2 separate regions of the Homo sapiens genome follow, and region 2 is linked to region 1. A link is an interaction called in ENCODE POLR2A ChIA-PET data of the cell type or tissue named here. Cell type or tissue: B cell. All regions are shown on one strand. Links, peaks and the distances in the headings refer to the core of each region. The heading gives the core; the rest is flanking DNA.

Region 1 (11,308 bases), core at 998-3,497:
ATTTGCACCTACAAACAACACTCTGGCAGCTGCTGGTGAGTGAATTAGAGATGAGCAGGCCTGGCTGCAGGAAGAGCAGTTGAGAAAAGAAATGATCAGGGCTTGAACTTGGACAGAGGGAAGAGGTGTTAAAGAAATGGAATTGACAGGACTTAGTGACAGACTGATAAGGGAAAGGGAAAAATAAAGGGTGACTCTAGAATGATGACTTCAATTTCACCATGTTGAGTTTGAGAGGCCTCTAGCGCTGGGCCAGAGTCCAGGTAGAAATATCCATTTGAACTAGATAGGTATGAACCCAGAAATGTTCTAAACTAGATACCTGGGGTAGGAGTGACAATGAGAGTGATAAGGTAAAGTGACAAAGGGGCAAGTATATGGATGTACACTACACAAGTCTTCCAACTGTTCTCTAACTTGAATTTTTTATAATAAAATGTTGAGAGGGAAAAGTTGAGAAGAGGCTGATGATGAAATACTGAGTAGCAAAAGCCTAGGCAGAAAATGAAGAAGAAGCGATTCAAGAGGCATATAGAAAACTAGCCAAGGATGGGTATCCTAGAAATCAAGGGAGGTGTTTCAAGGAGGAAGAAATTGTCAAATTTTGCAGATCAGAAAAGTGAAATAAGAACTCTAAAGCATGTTGTGAATTAAGCAATTTAAAACCTAGTTAGGACAGGCGTGGTGGCTCACACCTGTATTCCCAGCACTTTGGGAGGCCAAGGCAGGCAGATCACTTAAGGTCAGGAGTTCAAGACAAGTCTGACCAACATGGCGAAACCCCATCTCTACTAAAAACACAGAAAAGTAGCCAGGCGTGGTGGCACACACCTGTAGTCCCAGCTGTTCGGGAGGCTGAGGCAGGAGGATCACTTGAACCTGGGAGGTGGAGGTTGCAGTGAGCTGAGATCATGCCACTGCACTCCAGCCTGGGTGACAGAGCAAGACTCCATCTCAAAAAAAAAAAAAAAAAAAAGTGGGGGAAAGAAAAAATAAAACCTAGATAAAGGCAGTTTCCTGGAGTGATGGGAATAGAAGATAATGGGACTAAGCAGTGATTGGGAAGTGAAAAAGTAGAGACAATGAGTGTAGGCTGTTCTTTTGAGATTTAGTTGTGAAGGGAAGGCAGTATTAAGTGAGAGAGACTGGGTGAGGTAGCTCATACCTGTAATCCCAGCCCCAGCTATTCAGGAGGCTGAGGTGAGAGGATCTCTTTAGCCCAGGAATTCGAGGCTGCAGTGAGCCATGATCACACCACTGCACTCCAGCCTAGAGGACAGGATGAGACTGTCTCCAAAAAAGAAAAAAAAAAAATGATACCTAGAGGGGACAGTGCAATCGAAAGCCTCTCTTTAAGATGGGAGCCATCTGAGCCTGTTTGTACGCTAAAGGGGAAAGAATCAGGGTGGAGTTTTGATAATACAGGTGAGAGAGGAGATCAATGATAGTTCTGGGTCCTTGAAGATAGGGAGACAAGAGCAGAGAGCAGAGATAAGCTGCTGGCAGCAGGAGAGACATCTCTTCCTAGAGCGAAAGAGATAAGGATGGGAGCAGATGCAGGTACATTTGTCAAGAGGAATGCAGGAAGTCAAGTGAGTTCTTGTCCAACTGCCTCCAGTTTCTATATGAAATGTTGGAAAGGACAGTTGCTGATAGGAACGGGAAGGGGACAACCCAAACAGCAAGAAAAGAGGACGGAACCACCCGGGTAATAAAATTTCCATATATACCGTGCAAGTTTACCGATTTTCATGGGATTGGAGAACTGTAGGGTAAAATGTAATTAATACTACACTAGACTATATGCAGCATAATTTAATCTTTCTTTAATGTTTTCATTGCCTGTGGATTGTTTTTACAAATATCAATTATAATTACAGTACAATCTGCTTAAAGAAGTGTGAGAGGAAGTGCTAGTTGATAGAAACTTCCGGCTGACAGAGTTCACAACGTTTTGCCAGAAACAGACATCCTTTTATACAATAGGAAAAAAACTGTTTTCTTCTACTGTACTCTCAAAACTCTATTTCTGACACCACATGTAAGGGAAAATGAAAACAGTTTTTCGTCTCTATACTCACACTTTTACAGAACACTTCTGTGACCAAAATGTGTGGGGTTTTCCCCACACCAGCCAATTCTCTGACACCAGCTGGTGTCAGAGAATTTAACTCAATTTAACTCAATTCTGACACTACTTACCTGGAAATAGTGTCAGATCCCATAGGTTAAGGGCTCAGTCTCATAAGACTGCCCCCCACTTCAGATGCCAATCACAAGTAGAGGTCTCCAGATTGCCCACAGCTTCTGTCCAACTTGGCTAAAAATTGGAGGTTCCTTTGACTTCCTCCTCAGGTTCAATAATTGGCAGTAGTGGCTAACAGAACCCAGGAAAACAGTTTACTTACTACTGCCTATTATTTCAAAGGATGTTTTGAAATATACAAATGGAGGCCGGGTGCAGTTGCCAGGCCTGTAATCCCAGCACTTTGGGAGGCTGAGGCTGGCAGATCACTTGAGGCCAGGAGTGACCATCATGAGACCAGCCTGGCCATCATGGCGAAACTCCGTCTCTACTAAAAATACAAAAATTAGCCGGGCATGGTGGTGCACGCCTGTAACCCCAGTGTTAGAAATATCGCTCAAATCCTAAGGAAATTGAACACTCGAACAAAGAATTCCTAGCCAAACAATTTTACTTCTGCGCAGAGGGGTGCCTCCTCGGCCAGTTGCCATGAGAGCACACCTGAACAAAGGGGCACGAGAGCCTTTATTCCTGACGCAAGTCAGTCCTGCCCCTGTACCCTTTCCCCATTGGCCGGGGTCGGGTTGTACAATCTAAACTAATTCCGGTTGGCTAAACATTTGATTTTTTTAGATAAGGTGGGCACGTAAAAGAAAGTGGAGAGGAAGGGGAAGGGGTGTCTGTAATGAGCTAGAAAGTTAGTCCTCTTTCCAAATAAGGAAAGGAATGTGAGCTGGTACTGGTAACGCCTGGTACTGTGGCGTGCCTGGGCATCTAACAAAGGAAAAAAGGAGAAAAAAAGTGGGGGGGGGGGAGGGTACTATGAATTAAAGAATAAAAGATTGATCAGACTATTTGAAGAGAAACCTCATCATATCCCACACCAGCTACTCAGGAGGCTGGGGCACAAGAATCGCTTGAACCCGGGAGGCGGAGGTTGCAGTGAGCTGAGATCATGCCACTGCACTCCAGCCTGGGCGACAGAGTAAGACTCTGTCTCAAAAGAAAAAAAAAAGAAAAAAAAAAATACACACACACACACACACACACGCACACACACAAATGGACAGCCAGATGACAAGACATGTAGGGCAAGGTTCAGAAGGGTCTCAAGCACAGGAGCATCTGTCCCTGTGGACTTTGGGTGTGCCACCCTATCATCATGTGGATGTGTTCACCAACCCTGAAGCTCTCCAAACTCCATAGTTCAGTTTTTCTTTTTTTTTTTTTTTTTTTTTTGAGATAGGGTCTTACTCTGTCACCCAGGCTGGAGTGCAGTGGTGTGATCTTGGCTCACTGTAGCCTCAACCTCCTGGACCAAGTGATCCTTCCACCTCAGCCTCCCAGGTAGCAAGGACTACAGGCGTGCACCACCAGGCCTAGCTAATTTTCGTATTTTTAGCTAGACCTGGTCTCAAACTCCCGGGCTTAAGGGATCTGCCCACCTTAGCCTCCCACAGTGCTGGGATTGCAGGCACAAGCCACTGCACCTGGCCCGTAGTTTTTACGGAGGCTTCATCACATAAGCGTGATTAATTATTAACTCAATCTCCAGCCCCTGTTTCCTTCCAAAAAGATGGAAGGTGGGGCTGAAAGTTCCAAGTTTCAAATCATGGCTTGGTCTTTCTGGTGGCCAGTCCCCACCCAGGAGCCTGCCGAGTGCCACCTTGTTAGAGCAAAAGATGCTCCTATGACCCAGGAATTCCAAGAGATTAGAAGTTCTGTGTCAGGAACCGGGGTCAATGACCAAATATTAGAACAAAAGATGCATGTAGCACCCCAATGGCTCATGAAATTACAAGGGTTTCAGGACCTCTGTGCCAGGAACAAAAGCAGAGACCGAATATATATATATTTTTATTATGTCACACCTTCCTATGCCTAAAAATTCTCATCTGCAAACCAAAGCACTTATCAATTCTTGTGATTACTGTGTGATGGGGCCTTTAGGGCACCTTTGCGTTGTGCTGGAGGCTCTTGTCTCAGAGCAGTGTTTTTGAGGATGTTTTCTTAAGAAGTATTCAAAGAATTTCCTGAATTAACACAGCTTCCACTTAGGACGCCATACAGTTTCCCTGGGCTAAGAATCCATCGATGTGACTTTCAGTAATCTCCCTCCAAAATACCACAGAATATAATTTAAGTCAGATTGGGTTTAGGTCAGTCTCTTCTATAAATTATATTGTACGAATAATTGTGAGGTAGAAAGTTGAAAAGCTCATTCTATGAGAAGGAATAATGAACCTATAAGCCTTAAATCTAAAAATTAGCAAAAGTGTTTAATGACAACATTGTTTTAAGACTACTATAAGTCTAGGGAGATCCTCTCTCTCTTTTTTTTTAACAGGACTTACACAACGAATACTTTCAGCCATAAGCGACCAAAGCTTTTATTTTTAAAACAAAATAAATGAAATAAACAGAAGAAAGAACAGATAATTTCTGCCCTTTCACCTCCACCTCCTCACCCTATTTTCCCCTAAAATTCCATCAACTTTCTACTTAGTGATAAATACTTACACTTTTCTGCAAATCTCTGCTACTGTACTATAAATATTTGTTGTGCTTGTTCAGGCAAACCACATTTTTTAAAAACAAAAGAGACTTATTAAGACATGATTGAATCAGTAAACATTTATTGGCCAGGTGCGGGGGCTCATGCCTGTAATCCCAACACTTTGGGAGGCTGAGGCAGGCGGATCACCAGGTCAGGAGTTCAAGACCAGCCTGGCCAACACAGTGAAACCCCATCTCTACTAAAAAGACAAAAAAAAAAATTAGCCGGGCGTGGTGTTGCGCTTCTGTAATCTCAACTACTCAGGAGGCTGAGGCAAGAGAATTGCTTGAACCCAGAAGGTGGAAGTTGCAGTGAGCAGAGATCACACCGCTGCACTCCTGCCTGGGTGACATTGTGAGACTCCATCTCAAATAAAACAATAACAACAACAACAAAAATTTATTTTACCTGAAGTTAACAATAATAATGTCATATGCAAAGTTTGCCATTTTTAAATTTTTATTTTACTTTAAGTTCTGGGATATATGTGCAGAACTTGTAGGTTTGTTACATAGGTATACACGTGCCATGGTGGTTTGCTGCACTTATCAACCCGTCATCTAGGTTTTAAGCCCCACATATATTAGGTATTTGTCCTAATGCTCTCCCGTTCCTTTCCCCCCGTCTTCCGACGGGCCCCAGTCTGTGATGTTCCCCTCCCTGTGTTCATGTGTTCTCATTGTTCAATTCCCACTTACGAGTAAGAACATGCGTGTTTGGTTTTCTGTTCTTGTGTTAGTTTGCTGAGGATAATGGTTTCCAGCTTCATCCATGTCCCTGCAAAGGACATGAACTCATTCTTTTTTATGGCTGCACAGTATTCCATGGAGTATATAGGTCACATTTTCTTTATCCAGTCTATCATTGATGGGCATTTCTGTTGGTTCCAAGTCTTTGCTATTGTAAATACTGCTGTAATAAACATAAAAGTTTGCCACTTTAACCACCTGGTTGCAGCTGGTGGTAACCAGGTTACTACGGTTGGTTTGTTGGGGAATTTTTTAATTATTTTCTAGTGTAGTTTCTGCAATTGGCTTTCCTGGAAACATACTTGAAACCCAAAGTTGCATGCCAAAGATTTATTGGAGAGATCTCTAAGGAGATATATTTGCAAAGAGGAAAGGAAGACAATATTGGGCAGAGGGAGAAGCCAGTCCCCGGTGCATTTGCAACTGAGACTTTAGCCAATCCGGCAGGCAGCTCTGGAATGGAGATGGCCCTTCTGAGTTGTCTCAGATTGAGGTAATCTGGCTATGTGTTTGTACCTGCACATGAGCTAGGCTTTGTTTGCAGGTCACCCCATCGCAGTGGAGATAGAGTTTGGCATGGTCGTTTTCTACGGCAAAGGGCAGAGAGAGACACAGCTGCAAGCTATCAGTTAATATTCCCAGCAGCTGGGGTTAGATGAGCCAACCCTGAAGAGATTCTGTGGAGCACCACAGAATTCACCAAAGCCTGCCACCACACCTCACAATTCCACTTGTTTCTTACAAGTTTGCCCCATCTAAGAGTAGCTTATCCAGGAGTTTGTTTGGGAAACCCCCATGTTTTCTGGACAACTTAAAAAGGTTAGTGTGATGGTGTCCAGCCTCTGAAGCTGCCACAAAATATCTTAGGGTCATAACTGATACTCATTATCCTCCTGCACTGTCCACCCTCATTCAACACCTCTGTTGGTCTAGGCAGCTTGCCTGGTGGGGTAACCCCAGCCTTCATTCCTGAAGAATCTGAGCCTCTAGTTACCATTACCCTTCTCCGGTGGTGGCTGTTGATGGTATCCATTTACTTGTAACAAAAGGGCATGGGAAAACCAAGAGAGGCTCCATGGATTGCCTGAGTGCCAAACACATTCTTTACTGCCCCTACTGTGGAGTAGTAGCCCTACATTCTTCTGACGATCAGGAACAATTACTTTTTGCCAGGATAGTGATTCCTTTTCTTGCTTGCTAGTCTCTTGTAAAATAGAGCCCAAAGTGACCAGGTAACAGCTGGAGCTCAAAATGCAATACTTTTTTTTTAAATTTTATTAAGTTCCGGGATACATGTGCAAGTTTGTTACATAGGTAAACATATGCCATGGTGGTTTGATGCACCTATCAACCCATCACCTAGGTATTAAGCCCTGCATGCATTAGCTATTTATCCTGATGCTCTACCTCACCCTGCCACTACCCCTCACCCCAACAAGCCCCAGCATGTCTTGTGCCCCTCCCTGTGTCCATGTGTTCTCATGAAATGCAATACTTTTATTATGTGCTTTGGTAATAGCGCCTCCAGATCCACAAAACCCAAAGCAAGGATAGAAAGTACAGATTTCTCAAAAGTACAATTTCTCAAATCACTTCCTGGAAGTGATGATATAAAGGGACATTCCTATACCATTCCTTGGTTCCCAAACCCTTGTATTCTATTAGGGATACAGAAGTACCATATAATGGGTTATCTCACATTCTGGGATATGGTACCAACCAAACTCACAGGGTATCGTCTCCAAGACGGAGGCTCAGATACATTTGTAAGAGTCTGTTCCACCATCCTATCAGGCTGGATGGCTTCTGGGGATATAGTATATGATAGAACCAGCAGACCCCATGGCCCTGTGCCACAGCTGCACCCCTTTGTTATAAAGTGGGTCCCTAGGTAAAGTCTGAAAGAGTTCAGCTCACAATGGGCAGCTCTAGGTATGTGGCTACTTGATGTCTCATGGTCATATGCTCTAACCCTACCACAGCCCAGTAGCCTACAGAGCTGCTTTTTAACTGGTTTGTAGTTCTTTGCAGCAGAAGGCATGGCTTTGTACCAGAACCCCCCAGATGTCTAATGTGATTGTCCTTTCGGGACTTGACATGAACTTCAAATGACATTTTTTCCCCATGACAAGTACCTCTAATACGTGCATTTTGAATGGTGGCAATATTGCCCACAAAAGAGCAAAAATAGATTCTTGGGTGGAAAAAAACTCTTAAATATCATAATAGTTTGTGGTTCTCCAAAGCTCGATCCTACCTGACAATATCTTATTCCTTATATCATTTCTCTTATTGGGTTTTCTTAGGCATTACATGAGCAATATTGACATTGACTTTATGGAAAATACACAAAAGGTATAAAAAGATCAATGCTACAAAACTATGGTGAATAGATGGCTGTGATTGGCAGACTTTCTTTTGATGGATTGCTCTGTCTTGAGGTTGTGTGGTGAGAGGTGTACTCTGTGTCTATTGGCCACCATTGGCTACCTTGTGGGTACTGTCTATGTTTGACCCTCAGTGCTATTGTGTATGACTTGGACTTTGAGAATTAAGTAAAAATAGTTTATACATTATTATTTAATTCTACAAAAGTCATTCAACCCATCATTAATTTTGTCAACTGCTGAAAAGAAATATTGAGAATATCTTTCTGAATATCTGACTATGATTTTATTGAAAGCCCATTAAACTCAAGACAGTCTATGTGTCTTATATTGTAATAGTTCTTAATAAAGAAGGTAAACTTACAGAGTATTTCAAAAATTTCAAACAGAATTTTGAGCAATGTAACACTGCTACTTCCTTAGTTAAGAACACATGAACAAATGAGGATGAAATGATTGGGTCTTAAAAAGTTGCAGAAATCCTTACAAAACCTGGTCATGCTCATACATTTGCCTAGACTGCAATTTCAATAGTGATGAAGCAAAATCCAGTATTTTGAAAGAACTGCCATTGAGCAAGAATTCAATTCAAAGACATATGTATGAGTTGTTAGTTAACATTTAAAAGCAGTTAATTGGCACATTCAAAACAAGAAAAAATTTCTATTCAAATTGATGAAAGTTACAATAAAACCCTCCTAATGGCAATTGTTTGTTGTCTCAATGATGATTGTGTATTGCAAGAAGGGATGTTTGTAAGTTCTTTAGAAACTGACTATACTAGAACATCGATTTTTGCTACTATAAAGTTTTTGTTTAATACAACACAAGTGCCATTGGAGAATCAGGTGTCCAGTGCTTCTGATGGAGCAAATTCCGTGGCTGGAAGACACAAAGGTTTATAGCTCACCTGAAAGAAGTATGTCTTAATGTTCTTGCATTAAACTGCATTGTTCATCTAGATCAACTGGTTGCAAAAATGTTAGCCCAGTTCTTTATCACTCTCTCACTGTAATAATTAAAACCATCAGTAAAATATAGTCACATAGTAAGTCACATTTTCTGCCTTTTCAGAAAATTAAGTGTTGTTAAGAAACAGTATATAAGGTCTCGATGTAGAAAAGTCAGATGTTTTTCTGAAGAAACCTGTCAACAAAATTTGTAAACTTTTTTGATATAATTCATTTTTTTAGAAAGTGAATGAGACACAAATTTAGCAAAGGAAATCCGCAAACACAAAAAATAGCTTATATTTATTGGTTGGATTTTTCAGAAACTTAGTGAAGTATCATTTCAACTTCAGACAAAGTTTAATTTGCATGTTAGCAGCCTTCACTGGAAATATTTTAAAACAATATAATGAGAAAATAATTGCATGGTATTCAGGAGTTAGTTGAAATCAAGATCACTCACTAAGAATAAGCTTAGAAATTATTCAGGCAGGCCGGGCATGGTGGCTCACGCCTGTAATCCCAGCACTTTGGGAGGCCAAGGTGGGTGTTCACCTGAGCTGAAGAGCTGGAGACCAGCCTGGGCAATATGGTGAAAATTCGTCTCTCCAAAAAAAACAAAAACAAAAATTAGCCAGGTGTGGTGGAGTGGGCCTGAGGCTACTCAGGAGGCTGAGGTGAGAGGATCACTTGATTCCAAAAGGCTGAGGTTGCTGTGAGCCAAGATTGCGCTACCACACTCTAGCCTGGGTGACTGAGTGAGACCCTGTCTCAAAAAAAAAAAAGGAATTATTCAGACAGTTTAAGATAAACTTCTAACCACAAAGCAACCTAGAACAGCATGGTTTAAGAGGAGCCAAAATCCAGAAAACAGTACTCATTGTCTTGTAATCCTGTATGACATTTTGCTAGTAGAAGTCACCACCTGTTTAGGCAGGAATTCCAATTCCCTAAAGATTTTTGAGAATCCCAGAGGAATGTCTTGCATGCATTAATTAAGTAGTCCAGGTCATTCACTCTCCTAACTGTGGCTGGCCTCTGCCATGCTTGGGCTCTGGTGCAGCTAAATGCCGGCTGGAGCTCTGCTTACACGCAGCTGCTGGCCTCTGCTATGTTCATGTTTTACACCAGGTACAGATCCTTGCTAGCCCCTCCAGCTACCAGTGCTCTCAATCCTTGCTAAGTTGTAATAGCACAGCAGCAGTGAGTTGCTAGGTGAGAAAGGAAACAGTTTTCTCCCTTCTGTGTTAAACTATGTTAAAGGGTCCCACAGCAACATTTCTTAGAACCTAATGTGTTTAAAACCAACAAAAAACCCAGAACTGCTCTTCAATCCCTTAGCTTTTGTTGCTAAATCCAATTCACACCAGGCTTTTTCCCTATAGGGCAAATTGTCTGTGAGATTCAGCTGGTTTTTTTTGTTCTATTTTGCTCTCATTAGATTCTTCATTATCTAAAAGTTCCTGTGTATGCTTGAGATCCAATTATTGATGCTATCCCAGTTATTTTCCCAAAAGGCTTATCAGCAACCTTATAAATCAAATCAAATGGAATAGATGTACATGGAAAGGAAGGTGCCTATTTCTGTCCCCATAGCTGTATTGGAATCTTAGTTTTGGCCAACCCAGAAATGCCCTATTATATTTTCAAAATAAATATTTGTAAAATATTTTACTAGGCAACTTAATATATATTTAAAAGGAAAAAAACTAAAACAGGATTCTGGAGATTTGAATCCTAGTCTTATCACTAATTTTCTTTGTAAACTCCTGCCATAAACCTATTTCTTAGTGCAATGTATTAAATAGTTTTGCATGGTGGCTTTGAAAATCAAATAAGGAGATGGATGCAAATGCACTTTGAAAATATTAAATGTTCAATTCAAATGTGAAGAATTCTTATCTTTGTAATACTTAACAAAAATTTGGTCTTTGACTCTAATTGTCCACCTATTTAGTTATAATACTCACTCTACGTTTCTCAGTCTTAATTTTCTTTTTTTTTTTTGAGACAGAGTCTCACTCTGTCGCCCAGGCTGGAGTGCAGTGGCATGATCTTGGCTCACTGCAAGCTCCGCCTTCTGGGTTCACGCGACTCTCCTGCCTCAGCGTCCTGAGTAGCTGGGACTACAGGTGCCCGCCACCACGCCTGGCTAATTTTTTTGTATTTTTAGTAGAGATGGGGTTTCACCGTGTTAGTCAGGATGGTCTTGATCTCCTGATCTCGTGATCCACCCGCCTCGGCCTCCCAAAGTGCTGGGATTACAGGCTTGAGCTACCATGCCTGGCCTCTCAGTCTTAATTTTCTAAGGACTGTGTAAAATAAATTATTTTAAAGGAGCTTTGTCATAAAATGTTAGAGCTAGAAGAGAATTGGAGATCATATGCTCAAATCCCTTATTTTAGGATGAAAAAAGTGAA
Region 2 (16,706 bases), core at 5,622-8,121, 210 kb before region 1:
AGGGCATTGCTTCTGGCCTTAGCAACGACCCTTTGCCTGAAACCATGGACTGGTCTTAAGAATTGAATCTGTCTGCCCTGTAATGGCGTGCGTTTAGGAATGCTTCTGGCTGCAGTTAATGGAACACTTGACCAGCGGTGGATTAAACAATAAATAGAAAGGATGAGTTTGGTTCATTAGTACAAACTTTTTACTTGTTGTTTCACATAATGAGAAGTCTGGTGGTAACAGTGCTACGGTTGGATTTGTTGCTCAGTGACATTGGACATGTCTTTCCCTTGGGGTCCCAAGGTATTTGCTGCAGCCCTAGATGCCACACCTTGGCATGATAGCATCCAAAGCAGAAAGCATAAGGGCAGGGGCTGAAGGGCTTCATGGCCAGTCCCCTTTTCTCAGGGAGGGAAGATCTTTCCTAGACTTGGGTCAACTGCCCTGTATGTCTGTTCTCACATTGCTACAAAGAACTACCTGAGACGGGGTAATTTATGAAGAAAAAATGTTTAATTGACTCACAGTTCCACAGGCCGTACAGGAGGCATGGCTGGGGAGGCCTCAAGAAACTTACAGTCATAGCGGAAGGGTGAAGGAGAAGCAAGCAGGGTTTCACGTGACAGCAGGAGAGAGAGAGAGTGAAGGGGGAAAAGCTACACACTTTCAAACAGCCAGATCTCATGAGAGCTCACTATCATGAGAAGATCAAGGGGGGAAATCTGCCTCATGATCCAATCACCTCCCACCAGGCCCTTCCCCAACATTAGAGATTCCAATTCAACATGAGATCTGGGTGGGGACACACAGCCAAACCATATCATGCCCTTAGCAAGGGAGGCTGGAAGAGCAAATATCAGGCCAAGATAAGCTGGCAGACCATGATTGGTTCACACCAACCTTGATTCAGCCCCTGGAGCAGGGCATTCTGCTTTTATTTAGAATCAGGCTCAAAATTGGGCTTTTGGTATCAATGAAGAGGGAAAATGGCCCTGGAGAAGGCACCAAGAGGGAGGGTCTGCCACAGATGTGTCAGAATCTTGCTGTCAAAAGGCATTCTGGGAGAGTGAATTCTGGGCATGTTCCTGGCCTGTGCCACCATCAAGGAAGTAGGGGATTCCACGAGAGCGGGATAGGGGCATCTGACTGGTCAGGGAGGCTGGCAATACACCTCTAGGGAAGGTAAAGCCATGCTGGGACCAAACGAGTGAATTAGAATTAGTTAGGCAGAGAATGAAGGTGAATATGTCATACAGGGTCAACAGCACACTATGGGTCTGCTGGTGAGACAGAGCATCAGGTGTGAAGGAGGCTCAGCACACACAGCATATCGAGGTTGAACAGGGGCCTTGAGAACTGAGGCAGCCGAGGTGGGCCAGGGCCAGGCCATGAAGAGCCTTGTAGGCTGTGTTAAGGGGTTTGGGTTTAGTCCTGAGAGCAATGGAAAGTCATGGAAGAAGTGGAAGCAGAGGAATGACGTATCAGGTTGTATGTTTTAATTATGAAAATCTAATTTCTTGCGATAGGTAATATAAGTATCCTCCAAATATTCATATCCTTTCTCCGAAAGAAACAAGTATTGCTCGTTTTATTTATAGCCTTTGAGAGAATTTTCTGTACATAAAAGCATATATATACAGCACATATATGCATACATGTTTATCTTTTAAAAACACAAATAATAGTATACTTTGCCCATGATTCTGTATTTTTAAAATTTAATTAATCTATTTTTTGAGACAGGGTCTCACTTTGTCACCAGGCTGGAGTGCAGTGACGGTTATGGCTCACTGCAGCCTCAAGCTCCCAGGCTAAAGCTATCCTCCCACCTCAGCCCCCTGAGAAACTGGGACTTACAGGCACATGCCACCACACCTGGCTAATTTTTGTTATTTTTTTGTAGAGATGGGGTTTTGCCATGTTTCCCAGGCTGGTCTCAAACTCCTGGGCTAAAGCAATCCACCCACCTCAGTCACTCAAAGTTCTGGGATTACAGGCGTGAGCCACTGTACCTGGCCACTTTATTTTTTTAAGACATAATATTAATAGTATATATTGGAAATTGTTTTGTATTTCTATATACCAAGCTGCCTCATTTTTAATGGCTGCATAGTACTCCATTTTAGAACATGACATAATTAATTTAACTTTTCCTCCTCTGTTGCTATGTATTGTGTTCCTAGTCTTTTATTTCAGTCATTGTTGCAGTGAGTCCCCTTGTACTTTTGTCTTTGTGTGCTTATGCTGGTGTTTCTGTATGACACATTATTAGTAGTAGTATTGCTTGGTCAAAGGGTATATGCATTTCACATTTTGATTGAGTTCAATTGCCCCCTCCCCCATTGTGGTTAAAGATAGTGAACGTTTTATTGTCCATGTACCACACATTGTTCTAAGTGCTTTATGTCTGTTATTTAATCCTTATAGTAACCCTCTGAAATAAGTTCTGTTATTATCACCCCATTTCACAGAGGAGAAAAGTTAGGTACAAAGAAGCTTAGTTCCTAAGTGGCAGAGAGCGTTTGAAGCCAGGTGGTCTGACGGCAGAGTCCAGGCAGGCTCTTCCTATTTGCTGGGCTGCGTCTCTAAATTCACACTCCCAAAGCTTGAGTGAGAAGGTGCATTTCCCCGCCTTCCCATCATGGCATGCTCTCTGTCATTTGGATCATCTCAGAGTTAGAAAAATGGTATATTTGAAGTTCCAACTTGCATTCCTCTAACTGTGAGTGAAGCTGGGCGTTTTCATACATTTCAGGGTCACTAGTATTCAAATCTGTGTTGGGAGGGCCACATGCAGCCTGGAGAATGGGTGGAGCAGAGAAGTCTGGGAGCTTGGTGACAGGACGCACTGAAGGAGATACATGGCTTGGACTCCCACGCCACCCCAGCGTTATCAAGAGAAAAAAAAATGGGGAGGCAGCTAATGGCTTCGTGGGCCTCGGCTCCCCTGCGCGCCTCTCCCTTCCCCTCTGCTCCTCATTGGTCCTCAGTGGCTCTTGATGGCCCTGGAGCCCATGCTGCTCCTGCCCCCATCCTCTGCTTTCCCTCTGCTGGATTGGTCCTTGGTTCCCCTGGAGCTCCAGTTCTCCCTGCCCCACACTGCTCCCTGGAGTAGCCTTGAAACGACTTCCTTGGCTGGGCACTTTGCCAACGTAAAGCCCCTCCCCTGCCCTCACCCCCTTGTTGGGCTCTTTTCTTGGAATAGAGGAGTGGAGTTACAGCTTGAGGCTTGAGAGGGATAGCTGGTAGCTGATACTGGTTGCCCGCCGGGGTTTCAAGCGCCAGCCTCCTGAACACCACCATGAACACCATGAGTCAAGCCGCAGAGCCAGGTGACCTCTCAGATCTTCTTCCTAGGGCCTGAGCCAAACATCACATGGTTTCCTATGACATGAGGTTAGATCATCTTCACCAGGTGGTAACCTTTGAGTCAAGCAGTCAACTGATATTTAGTGAGCTTACCTGGTCTTGCAGCAGCAATGGTTCCAAGTTACTACTGCTGAAGCAAAGAAAGAAGTATCTCATACCTAACAGGGGAATTTGATCTGTAAAAGGAAATTCTGGTGATTATAAGCAAAGATCTCATCAACAGATCATGTTATGGTAGAGTAAAATGAGGAAGTAACCTGGAACAGATTGGGAACCCAATCAATATAGCATATGCAATCAAAATGTTCCAGGAAAATGTATAAATTCTACAGTATACCAAAATTTTAGCGGCCACATGAGATTCCCAGTGTTTAGTGGGTGAAGCCTTTACTAGCATTGAAGTCTATTTTTCCTAGTGGAAGTTTTATGTTTGACCACAAGGTGGCAGTCATTACCGCAAAGTTACTTTTATTTCTCCACCAGAGAAACCAAAGGCATGGAACTGCCATTGCGGTTTAAGATGTGTGTGTTGTAGTAGATGTCTCCAAAGCAAAGGATAAAGGGAATGTACCCCTGCTTTAGGCTAAATGATAAAGAAGTAGTGGGAACCCACTTCAAAGAAGCAAGTGAGGCTGGGCGCAGGCAGCACTTTGGGAGGCCGAGGTGGGGCAATCACTTGAGCCTAAGTGTTTGAGACCAGCCTGGCCAACGTGGTGAAACCCCGTCTACTAAAAATACAAAAAGTAGCTTGGTGTGGTGGTGCATGCCTGCAATTCCACCTACTCCAGAGGCTGAGACAGGAGGATCGCTGGAACCCGGGAGGCAGAGGTTGCAGTGAGCCAAGATCGTGCCATTGCACTCCAACCTGGGTGACAGAGCACGACTTTTTCTCAAAAAAGAAAAGAAAAAAAAGCAGCAAAGGAGATTTTCTAATGCTGAGATAGAGGTATACAATTTTAGTTTTGCTGTCGTTGTTGCCTTCTTTGAGGTTTGCAAGGTATCGGACTCCACAGTACACATAGCATTTGCTCGCTGTGCATTCGTCTGTTGGAAGTCCTTATTTACTGTTGTAAAACTATCCCCATTTACTGTTGGAAAACTAACTATAAAGAACAGAAAGTGTTACTTGCTATGAGAAGTTACAGCAGAAAGATGCTTACTTTTTAGCTGCCCAGTGTTGCAGGCCCTGGCTTCTCAAGTAAGATGCTAATCAGTGTGTAATGCTGAACTGTGACAGTCTCCCCTGGAGAATTTAGGAGTGAGAGGGGGTGTTGGAGCCACTCTACCTGCAAAGCATTTCATTGTGAGGGCCTTTGTAAAAACAGCACTCTCCTCATGCAGCCCTGTGGAATCAGTCTCTCTGAAGCCCAGAGCAGGGCAGTAACTAGCCGAGGATCCCTTAGATTGTAAGTGGCAGAGACAAAGTTCAAGTTTAGGTCAGGCTGACTCTGACTCCATATGTTGTCTTATTCCGCATTTAGTTGGTTGATTCAGCCTCGGCTTAAGCACCTCCTATCTGTCTTGGCTCCCCTCCAACCTGACAATATGGAAATGGCATTGCCCTTGGGAACAGAAAACCTGAACTGTGTTTTAGCTTTGTTTTCCACCATCTAAATGGCTTGAGTCTGTCCTAAAATTCCTTTGACCCTTAAAGTTCTTATCATTAAAATGAAAACAGGATCGCTGTGAGGGTCAAATGAGAGAATGCAGAATATTTTGTACAGTGCGAAGTGCTGTTCAAAAGTGAGTCAGTTCAACTGTGGTGATGACCCCCTCCATCCTCACACCAAAGGAAAAATGTCCCAGGGCTTCCCAATGGCCAGCCCAGACACCCACATGGAGGGGACAGCAAACATTGAGAAGGTAAGTATTTTATAGGTCCTTTTGTTCTTGGCAAAAAGGAAATAGTAAGCAAATTTCAAATATTTGATAATTTATCAAGATTGCTACAAAGGTTTATGAACCCATAGATTATTTCCCCTTTTTTTTTATAATCATATACACTGCTTACAAGTATATAAATGGGCATCCTTATCTGTTTCTGATAGCACTGCAAATCCTAATAGTTTGTGACTAATTTGATAACCTGTACTAAAACTCACAAAATGTATACTCCTGGATCTGTTTTTCTGATAATCTGGACTACAAAAATAATATAAAGAATAAAATGTTATTCATAAAGATGTTTAATTTTCAGTGCTTTGTTTATATATATTTTTTTGGTCAACATCTCTCTAATCCTCCAGCCTCTGGTAACCACTATTCTATTCTGTTTCTATGAGTTTGGCTTTATTTGATTACACATATCAGTGAGATTAAGCTGCATTTGTCTTTCTGTGACTGGCTTATTTCAAATAATACAATGTCCTCCAGGTTGATCCATGTTGCAAATGACAGGATGTCTTTCTTTTTAAAAGCTGAACAGTATTCTATTGTGTATATATTCCGTTGTTTCTTTGTCCATTCATCCACTGGTGAACACTTAGGTTGATTCCATATCTTGGCTATTGTGAGTAATGCTGCAGTGAACATGAGAGTGCAGGCATCTTTTCGACATGCTGATTTCATTTTCTTTGGATGTATATCCAGTATTGGAATTGCTGGAGCATATGGTAGTTCTATTTTAATTTTTTGAGGAGCCTCCATACCGTTTTCCAAATGAGTATACTAATTTACATTCCCACCAACAGTGTACAAGGGTTCCCTTTTCTCCACATCCTCTTCAACACCTGTTATTTTTCATCTTTTCAATAATAGCTGTTCTGACAGGTATGACATAATATCTCATTGTGGTTTTAATCTGCATATCCCCAATGATTAGTGATATTGAGCATTTTTTCTATACCTGTTGGCCATTTGTGTGTGTGGTTTTGTTTTGTTTTTTTTTTTACTTTTCATTTATTTTTACTTTAAGTTCTGGGATACATGTGCTGAACTTGCAGGTTTGTTACATAGGTGTACATGTGCCATGGTGGTCTGCTGCACCTATCAACTGGTCATCCAGGTTTTAAGCCCCGAATGCATTAGGTATTTGTCCTAATGCTCTCCTTGCCCTTGCCCTCCCACCCAACAGGCTCTGGCATGTGATGTTCCCCTCCCTGTGTTCTCATTGTTCAACTTATGAGTGAGAACATGTGGTGTTTGATTTTCTGTTCCTGTGTTAGTTTGCTGAGAATGATGGTTTCCAGCTTCATCCATGTCCCTGCAAAGGACATGAGCTCATTCTTTTTTATGGCTGCATAGTATTCCATGGTGTATATGTGCTACATTTTCTTTATCCAGTCTGTCATTGATGGGCATTTGTGTTGGTTCCAAGTCTTTGGTATTGTAAATAGTGCTGCAATAAACATACATGTGCATGTGTCTTTATAGTAGAATGATTTATTAATCCTTTGGGTATATACCCAGTAATGGGATTGCTGGGTCAAATGGTATTTCTGGTTCTAGATCCTTGAGGAGTCGCCACATGGTTTTCCACAATGGTTGAACTAATTTACATTCCCACCACCTGTTGGCCATTTGTATGTCTTCTTTTGAGAAATGTCTATTCAGGTCCATTAACCATTTTAAAATTGGGTTGTTTCTTACTATTAAGTTGTTTGAGTTTCCTCTGTATTTGGATATTAACTCCTTATCCAGATATGTGTTTTACAAATATTTTCTCCCATTCCACAGGTTGTCTCTTCACTCTGTTGATTGCAGAAACTTTGCAGAAGCTTTTTAGTTTGATATAGTTCCATTTGTCTATTTTTGCTTTTGTTGCCTGTGCTTTTACGGTCATATTTTAAAAAGCCATTGCCTATGCCTGTGTCACAGATTTCTTCCCCTAAGTCATCATTTGGTAATTTTACAGTTTTAGGTCTTACATTTAAGTCTTTAGTCCATTTTTCAGTGATTTTTTTATGTGACGTGAGATGAGGGTCTGTTTTTATTCTTCTGCATGTAGATATCCAGTTTTTTCAACACCATTTATTGAAGGGACAGTCCTTTCTTTGTTGTGTGTCCTTGGGATCTTTGTTGATAATTAATTGATTGTAAAGGTGTGGATTTATTTCTGAGCTCTGTATTCTGTCCCATTGGTCTATATATCTGTTTTTATGCCAGTACCATAATGTTTTGATTACTGTAGCTTTGTAGTAGATTTTGAAATCAGGTAGTATAATGCCTCCAGCTTTGTTCTTTTTGGTCAAGATTGCTTTGATGTCGTGCATTATTTATAGTAGGAAAATATTAGAAACAACTTCAGCATTTAGCAATGGGGGTACACTTCAATAATATACTATTTGATGAGAATTTTCAGCCAGTCAAGAGATAATTTTATGTTACGTAGTTAAATTGTCAGGTACCGTCGTAAGCACCTAACATGTATTGTTTATTGCACGTGATTCCTATAACAGCCTTATAAGATAGGTGCAATTATTATCCTCATTATGTCAAATGGAAAAGTGAGACACTGAGCAGTTAAGTCATTTGCCTAAAATCTATCACAGAAAATGGTAAAAATAGGAGGTTAGAATCCAGGAAATAATACAGAGGTTATGATGATGAACAGTCTGTATCCAAGTCAGGTTCTGCCCAAGATAGTGAATTGGCAGACCCGTTCCCCTCCCCAGCCTCAAAAAAGACTGCCAGGAAATTATGCCAGTAAGCTATCAGGGACTGGATTAAGGTAGTGGAATTATGAAGGATTTTTTTCCTATTTACCAAATTTGGTAATAGGATTACATTTCTTCAACAATGGGGGTAGGAGGAATAAGCCATTATTAAGTCAGGGACCAGACCCCTGGTCTCTCAGAACCTGGGATACGGCCTAGTACATGCTGTCTCCCTGACTCATTTATGGCGAAATTCACATCACACTCCTTTTATCTGAATCAGTGAGGGTTGTGTCAGCAGCTGAGTCCCTGGCATGGATGTGCTGGAATCCAGGCCTCCCATCCCCCATCCCCGGCTCGCAGGGGCCTCCCCTTCGGTTCTCCTCCTGGAGAGAGAGGAACAAAGACTAGGGGGTGAGGGATGGAGGGGGGCTATCACAGGAAGGGGGAGCAGCAAAGTAAATATTGGTCTGAGGCTTTGTTCGGAGACCCAGTTTATGGAAGCAAAGGTTTCCATTTGGAAAACAGAAGACACTTGTGGCCAGTGCCCGAAACAGCCTCTCACTAGCAGGCCCTGGGACTGGGTGAGAGGGCTGAGCGAAGTACTCCTCATTGTTTTGGGAATGCCTTAAGTTTGAGTTTAGGATCCACCGCTTTCAGGTGGGCCACAGGACGCTCCGATGCCGGTCGCTTTTGCCTCCTCCCGCTCCTCTGCCTGCTGGGGCGTCTTTACGATGTCAGCCTGCAAGGATGGAGTTCCTGGCAGGACCATAGCTTTCCGTAAGAAACCACTTCTCAAATGGCCAACAAAGTTGAAATCCTGGTTTTTGAAGGTCAGAATATCTTGGAATCTTGTGAAATAAATGCCATCGCTGCATACATGCTGGCACAAAATGATCTCACGTGTGCTCAGTGTACCTGCAGCTTGAGTGCAAAGGAACATTCTTTCCTTTGTATTACTTTCTCCATTGTTGTTGTATTAAATATTAGCGAAGAAGTGGGAGAGGCAGAGAGCAGCCAGGCAGCAAGGTAGTCATGTGGCCCTGGAATTCATCTTTCAGAATTTTCCCAGGCAGGGAACTGCACTGTGACCTTCAGCACAAGAGCTCTGAGTTCTAATTCTGGCTTAGCTGGCCCACTTGTCTTTAAGAAGTTCCCCTGCCTTTTATTTTGAGATAAGCCTCTCCACCTAAATGTGTGTTCCTTACTTCTGGACCTGTTGGCCAACGTACCTTTAGGGAGTGCCCCTCCAGCTGGCTTCAACATGTGGGGTCGTAGCGGGGCTGCAGCCTGCCCTGTCCAGCTCTGATGCTTCCCAGCGCCTCCAGCTCCCCTTTCCCTTCCTGAGGCCTCACTGAGCATTTGGCTGAGCCCCTGCCAGCCGCTGGATGTGGGGAGGAGAAGGCATGCTCAGACCCTACAGTGGCATTACTGCTTGTGCTCTGTGTTGCTGTGACACCCAGCGCAAGGGGAAGAGGCCCTGTGACAGAGGGTTAGACAAGGAGAAGGGGAAGTATAGCCGAAAGGCTGGGAGACTTTCCCCTTTACAGGCATGGGAATTCTGAAGAAGCCTCTGTTCATGCCTTGGGGTAGTTGGTTGATTCCTGGGGACTGAATGGTGCCCACTTTGCAGGAGGGGATGAGCGAAGAAGGAAAGGGCAGTTCATGAGACCCTAGCATATGTCCTAGGTGCTCATATTCATTACCAATGTCTATGAAACTAAACTGCACATTGGCATTCCGTAAATATCCATTGAACAAAATATCTCATTTAATACCCAAAGCATCCAGGGAAGAGTATCATCCTCATTTTAAAGGCCTAGAAACTGAGATCCAGAGAAATTAAACAACTTGCCCCAGATCACACAGTAAGCCAGAGTCAGTGCATGGATTCCTGACCTGACTGTCCTGCCAAATAATATACAAGCCATTTCCATTATATCACAAATAGAAGTTTTGAGTCTCTAATATGTACAACTGAGAATACTGTCATTAGACGGGAATAGAGGCAGTTTTCCACAATAGGTGGTTTTTGGCCTTTTGGGAAATACCTAAGGATATTTCCTCTGATCTGTTTGGAACCAGGTTTCCCCCTTTCCCTGAGCAGTGGCTGCTACAAATACAATCTGGTTTGCTGCGGGTCATTTGTTGCAGTTTGCCTTTGGCTCAGATCAAAATAGAAAATGAGCCAGAACATGGTGTTTCCTGTCTCTGCATGTTCCTACCTTATTCATAGTGTTCCATCTTTTTTTTAGGTTATTAATTGTGGATTTATTTCCATAGTAAGACAGGATCTGACTTTGGGGCCAACATATGTTGGACCCGCCTCCTTCTCTGCTGAAGATTCTCTGAAGACAAAATGTGCATAGGCCTTCTCCAGGATCTGGATTTTTGGGGGATTATTTGGGACCTTTGCTTCTGTCCTCTCCGGCTACCAGGCTTTCTGACCTTCTGTAGCTAAATAGGGCCACAAAAATGAATAGGAATAAGAGAACCTGAAGTTCAAGCTGTGTCTTTGGCTCTGTCTCTTTGGACGCGACTGCCAAGATATTTGGTGTGACAAAAGGATTTGAAATAGTTGGCCTGTTTTTTTCAGTTTGAGGTTGTTCTGTTGTAACTGGTCTTGTTTTTGGTAGCCATCATTATCACTGACAACCTAGAGACTGAGTAGACCGCCACCTCCATGTCTGCTAAGATAGTATAATTTAAATCTTTGATGTAACCAGAACACAACCCAGGTCACACTTTGCCCCTGTGTCTCATGATGACTGAAAGCTTTTGGGGTGATGATTGCTTGGTTATGGTTTTCCTGGACCCAACTTGGAACCCTTAAAGCCTGCCAAGTTATAGATACTCTGGCTTCAGTAGGGCCCTGTATTGAAACACCAAGTGCCAGGACTGCTCAAAAGGTGAAAATGAGATGGGTGTTCTGCCAGGTGGTTTAGTGAAAAATCAGTCAATCCAGGATCCCACTGACTGAATGCTAGGCAAAAGAAACAGTTCTTTTATTTGTTTTCATTTTTTGCAGAGTTGGAGGTCTTGCTATGTTGCCCACACTGGTCTTGAACTCCTGACCTCAAGCAATCCTACTGCCTTGGCCTCCCAAAGTATTAGGATTACAGGCATGAGCCACCGTGCCTGGCTAGAAACAGTTTTTTAAAAACTCATTCTAATTAGGAAGAGAAGACCAATACACATGGAAGAAAAGTGTACAGTAGATAGCATGTAGTAAATATAGTCCTTATGCTACAAAAGGAAAGGTAGTTGAAAATGAACATTGGGTTCTAGGGGAAACTCTTAAGTATGTGCCAGTCTGTGCTCAGAAGTACAACCTGATTGGCTGTGAGACTAAAGCCAACTGATTGCTTTAAGCAGCCCCTCGGGTGTGGGCTGCAGATGGTTCCCTAGGAAGCTGGGTTGAGTCCTGCTGTGATGAGCTGGGACTGCCAGGTAGGACCTGAAGCGGCTGCCAAGGGGCTGCCACCCCACCCTGAAGACAAAATCATACAGTCTAAAAACCTGACTGCTTTGGATCAAAATCATACCCTGTAATATGTTCTAGTTTTTAAATAACTTGGGTTTTCCTTAATTACTTAATCTCTGCTGAGAACCCAGCTGCATCCATCTCTTCTAGGTCCGGAATTATCCACAGCATCTCATGAGCAGAAACAGCCATGTCAACATAAAGTTAGCAGACTCGTCGTGTAGAGAGTTGTGCACTGGCAGGTTAGGGGGGAAGGTGTTCATTCATTCAGCAGATATGCACTGAGTGCTTGCAAGGCATAGGGCTCGCCTTCAAGCCTTGAGGACGCAGCAGTGAGCAAAACAGAAAAGAGTCCCTGCCCTCATGAAACTGACATTCTTTGGGAAGCTTATAAGCCTGAAGCTCATGAACAGATTGTTCATCTTATAGTCTCAGCTGGTGACCCTCCATGGCAGCTGCTCCCTGTGGCAATTCCTGGATTTTCCTTTCAGACAGGCTCAGAGCCGTCATCTGCTTGAAGAGTCTGGGGGGCTTGTCTGAAGCTGCATTTGCATATCAAGTGCTCCGTTATATTTTTTGTAGGATGCAGTGAGATTACTGGGGGGAGGCGTAGCTCGAGTCCTTGGTCCTTGGTACTGTCTCTGGTTAGTGGTGGGTTCTGGGTCACTATTATAGGGGTTGGGAGGTTTAAAGCAAGAGGCAGAATGGCAAGAGTAGCAGCCCCAGTAGGCTGCATTTGCTCCCGTTGCCACTTGCACGATCTTTCTCATCCCGCTGGCAAGACTAGTCTGTTCACTGGCAGCCCCTGCATCAGGCTGTGAGGACGCCCTGTCTACCTCCCGTCTCCATCCCTGTATTAACCCATGTGCTATCAAGAGCGACTGACTCTTTCTTTACAAGGTTCTTTTTCCTTCCTTCCCCGTAAGCTAATAGTTTGGCTCAGGCTCGCCAGCAGACCCTCCCCTTTTTTGCTGGAGGGCTTTGGCATGCCCTGTCTTTTCTTTGGGGCCACCCAGGGAGTTCCTGTTTCCTTTCTGTGGGAGGCTTCCAATTCTTAGTTATAGCAAAAGAGCCTGTATTTTTTAGCTCACTCCTGCCCACTTCTGGTCTTGAATGACTTATGGCTTAGGTGTTACAAATGGGAGTCCTGGAACTCTTCCCAGAATCTCTTAATTCCATTCTTGTGGTATATGACGTTCTAAACATTAAAATGATGTAATATATAACTCCCAACCAAAACAAAAGAGGAGATCCCTGCTAGCCAAATTCTTCCCTCCTCTCCATACACGTTTTTCCGTCGCTGTGCAGTGAATCCTGGGATGTGTTTGTCAGTCAGCTTCCTTGTTCTTCTGGCTCCTCACTCCCCAGGGACCACCGAGCCACAGACTCCACGGTTTTCTCTGAGGGCATGCGAAGTGGAAACTAACCTATCCCTGCAGCCAGCCCAGACCTTCTACAATCATATCTACCAGTGGTGAAAGGCAGTTCAAGATGAGTTGGACACAATCAAGAAAAATAGGGAACAAATATGTCATAGCTCCTCTCTGTCTGCTGTCTATAGAAGGAGGCTAATAGCAGCAGATCTGGTGAGGGCCAGTGGCCCATGGACCTGCCTGCCCCAAGGCAGCAATCATGGGAGTGGGGTCAAGGAAACACTAAGGAGGTACACCTGATAGGACTTTTTAAAGAGGAGTGGCCAGGGTTCTGGCCGGTTTGAAGCCTGGAGAGAATGGAATGGCATGAGTTCAGTTTTGGGGACATTCAGTGGTAAGACTGGTTTCTGTTTTCTCTTCTGGAAGCTCATAGATACAGGATCTGCTCATTCACTTGATTTGTGCCTCTTATTTGGGCTTCAGGACACATCTCTGGCCAATCGCAATTAAAACACCATGCCCAGTTAGCCATCATCGCCACTCAGAGCTGTCTGCTTTACCGGGCTAAAAAAAATGATCTTTATCACCAGTTGTAAGTGACTTAAAAAAAAAAAGTACCCTTCCACATTGCTCAGAACTTTGCCGTCACCTTCTTGACCCTCACCAACAGGTCAGGTTGTTTTAATAATCTAGTGGCTGGTAAGCTTTCATCCTTTACAATTAAAAAAAAAATCACTGATTTGCATAATGCAGTGCCATTTGCCTACTTTGTTGGGGGTGGGGGCTGTCCTGTTCATTGTGGATGTTTAGCAGCATCCCAAAATACCAGCAGCACCTCTCCAGTTATAACAACCAAACATATCGCCAGACATTGGTTCCCAGGGGGGAAGAATCTCCCCTGGCTCCCTTACATGACTGTCAGGTGATTGTCTTTGGTATGAAAAGTCAAATGGGTTAGACGATCACTTTTCTTTTTATAGAAGCCAAAGCCAAATGTGTCAGACCTTCTTTATGAAAATATAAGCGTTATTTTTTTTCTGAGTTTGTAGAAAGGCAAAGTTCCTGTTGGGGGCTCATTACAGCTGTTGGTGCCTGCACTGACAGTGGCATTGTTAGGGATGGAGCCCCTGAGCTCGGGGGAGACAGCGGAAGCGTGCAGCGTCTGTTTAATGTGAGTGAGGGCTGGCATGCTGCTGGCAGCTCTCAACAGTGAAGCCTGCTGCTCGATAAGGCATTATTATCAGAGCCTGGGGGCATCCAGGGAGCAAAAGATTAGCTGACTGAGCATATATCTAAAATGGGTTATTTTTAAAAAGCAAGCAGTACAAATACTGCAGCTTGTCTTGTTTTAGCATTTAATAATTACACTTTCACTTTACCAGCAAGGCATTGAGTCAGTGGCATTTTATGAAAAGCATCCTCCCAAACCTGAACTTTGTGAGTCAGATTCCCATCCTGTGTGTGGTACATGTGGTTGGATTGTACAAACAGATAATCAGAGTTTTGCAAAATGTTTCCCAACCAGCATGGGAAAACGTGCTGATAGCAATATGATTGGGCTTTGAGGGAGAGCCACTTGCTGGCTTTTTTTCTTTTGTTTCCCATACATGGAAATGCCATTTCAACTTGAAATGTGGATACCTTACCAGAGGATTGCTTGAGCCCGGGAGGTTGAGGCTGCATTAGCGAACTGGGACTGCACCACTGCATTCCAGCCTGGATGACAAAGTGAGACTCCTGTCTCAATTTTTTAAAAACCCACACACAAAAAAAACAACAAAACAAAAAGTAGAACCTTAAATGCTATCTTAAGGCTGAATAGTCTCTAAATATTGAAAGTAGACCCTAGCCAAAAGAGACATTACCTGTTTCTGTAATATAATGAATGGTATTAGTGTACTTATCTTGCATTTTAAATTCAATTCTGTAAATGTTTATGGAGCATGCATTATGTGCCAGGGATGAAGACACAAGAACAAAATGTGGACCTGCCTTTTAATTGCTTACAGTCAAAGGTCATGATAACACCATGTGATGGAGAGAAGAAAGTCATGATTGATCCTCGTGGAGGTTGGAAGGACTTCCCAGAGGAGGGGCTGTGTGAGCTGTGTTTTGAAGATGAATAGGGATCTTATAGTCACAAGAGGAGGGCATAGACTCCCAGACAGAGGTAACAGCAGTGCAAAGGCACAGAGGCTTAAAATTGCAGGATGTGCCCAGGAAACCCCAAATGACTAGATGAGGCAGATTTGTAAGAAGGGAAATGGTGGTGGTTGGCGGCGGGGGTAGGGGGGTGGTGATGAAGAAGCAAAGTCATAATGGGTCTGATGTCCTTTGCTGAGGAGCTTAGACTAAACTGTTTAGGTAAAAGGAGCCAGCAAAATCTTTAAGTGAGGGAGTAACATAAGATTTGCATGTTAGAAGGCTCTCTCTGGCTGCTATGTACAGAGGGAGGCTAATGGCAGCAGATCTGGTGAGGATGCTGGGCCCGTGATCTGGGAACTTGCCTGCCCCAAGGCAGCAATCATGGGAGTGGAGTCAAGGAAACACTAAAGAAGTAGACATGATAGGACTTTTTAAGTGGGAATGGCCAGGGCTCTGGCCATTTGGAAGCCTAAAGAGAATGGAATAGCATGAGTTCGGTTTGGGGGAAATTCAGTGGTAAGATGCTTGTTTGTCAGAAACACACTTGAGATGGGAGATCAGTTTGGTGTCATCCATGTCCTCTTGGTAAGTGGAAACTATAATATAAAATCTTTCAGGCCAGGTGCAGTGGCTCACACCTGTAATCCCAGCACTTTGGGAGGCCAAGGTGAGTGGATCACCTGAGGTCAGGAGTTCGAGACCAGCCTGGCCAACATGGCAAAACCCTGTCTCTACTAAAAATACAAAAATTAGCCGGGCATGGTGGCACGCACCTGTAATCCCAGCTACTCAGGAGGTTGAGGCAGGGAGAATCGCTTGCACCCGGGAGGCAAAGGTTGCAGTGAACCAAGATCACGCCATTGCACTCCAGCCTGGGCAACAGAGCGAGACTCTGTCTTAAAAAAAAAAAAAATCAAAAATCTTTTAGTAGATGTTTATAGAGAGAGAAGAGAGGAGACTTGAAGAAGGAATTCTAAGTAAGGGTTAAGGTTGAGTGGAAAAAAGAAGAAGAATCAGAAGGAAGTGGTTTCATAGTAGGATAAATCAAGTGCTGAGATGAAGTCAGTTCACTAACAGACTCAGAGTTCTATTGGATACGGCATGAGGTTCTTGGTGTCACCATCTTAGGATCTGCTCATTTTTGGGGTTTTAAGAACCTGTCTGAACTCCACTTAGCCAACTGAAGCTTGCCTTCAAAGTTAACACAATGTGCTTTCTCCCATATAAACCTTTTAAGCTGTTTCTGATGACTGTTCCCCTTCCTGTTAGAGCTCCACCTCTTTTAATTTAGCCTCCATACCTTTAGAGTAAGGTCTGCAACTTTCTTCCTTAATTGACAGTGGAGATCAATATGTAACCCAGATTGCAAAAATGGTTTGGGAACACTGCATGTTCTCACTCATAGGTGGGAGTTGAACACATGGACACAGGGTGGGAAACATCACACACTGGGGCCTGGCAGGGGATGGGGGGCTGGGGGAGGGATAGCATTAGGAGAAATACCTAATGTAAATGACGAGTTGATGGGTACAGCAAACCAACATGGCACATATATACCTATGTAACAAACCTGCACGTTGTGCACATGTACCCTAGAACTTAAAGTATAATTTTAAAAAAATTTTTTAATAGTTTGGGAAGAAATTGTGGGCATGTCATTTGCTTGAACAGATTTTGTTCCCCAGCCAGAGGACCAGAGAAGAGTTTGTCATGGCTACAGTGGAGGAATCAAACTCAGAATAGCATGTGAAA

Evidence for each region. ChIA-PET counts read pairs that join two places held together with the same protein. Peaks named below come from ENCODE experiments on the same cell type or tissue, not always from the same donor. Only the 100,000 strongest peaks of a DNase experiment are listed, where the experiment ranks them.
Region 2: POLR2A ChIA-PET joins it to region 1 with 8 read pairs; 6 of 35 experiments call an interaction of 5 or more read pairs at or near these places.

The regions. Positions count from the first base shown.
Region 1 is chr14:61,669,238-61,680,545 of GRCh38, forward strand. No RefSeq gene overlaps it. Among named protein-coding and RNA genes, the nearest start is that of HIF1A, 21 kb to the right of the region's middle. RefSeq lists enhancers at 2,160-2,239, 9,617-10,117. In B cell, for the core only: no CTCF peak of the experiment used is centred there; DNase peaks (open chromatin) are centred at 1,544 and 2,044; H3K4me3 peaks cover 1,450 bases; H3K27ac peaks cover 2,462 bases.
Region 2 is chr14:61,458,141-61,474,846 of GRCh38, forward strand. The region is part of intron 9 of PRKCH (protein kinase C eta); the gene reads left to right. Among named protein-coding and RNA genes, the nearest start is that of PRKCH-AS2, 79 kb to the right of the region's middle. RefSeq lists a silencer at 3,211-3,505 and an enhancer at 7,944-8,860. In B cell, for the core only: no CTCF peak of the experiment used is centred there; no DNase peak of the experiment used is centred there.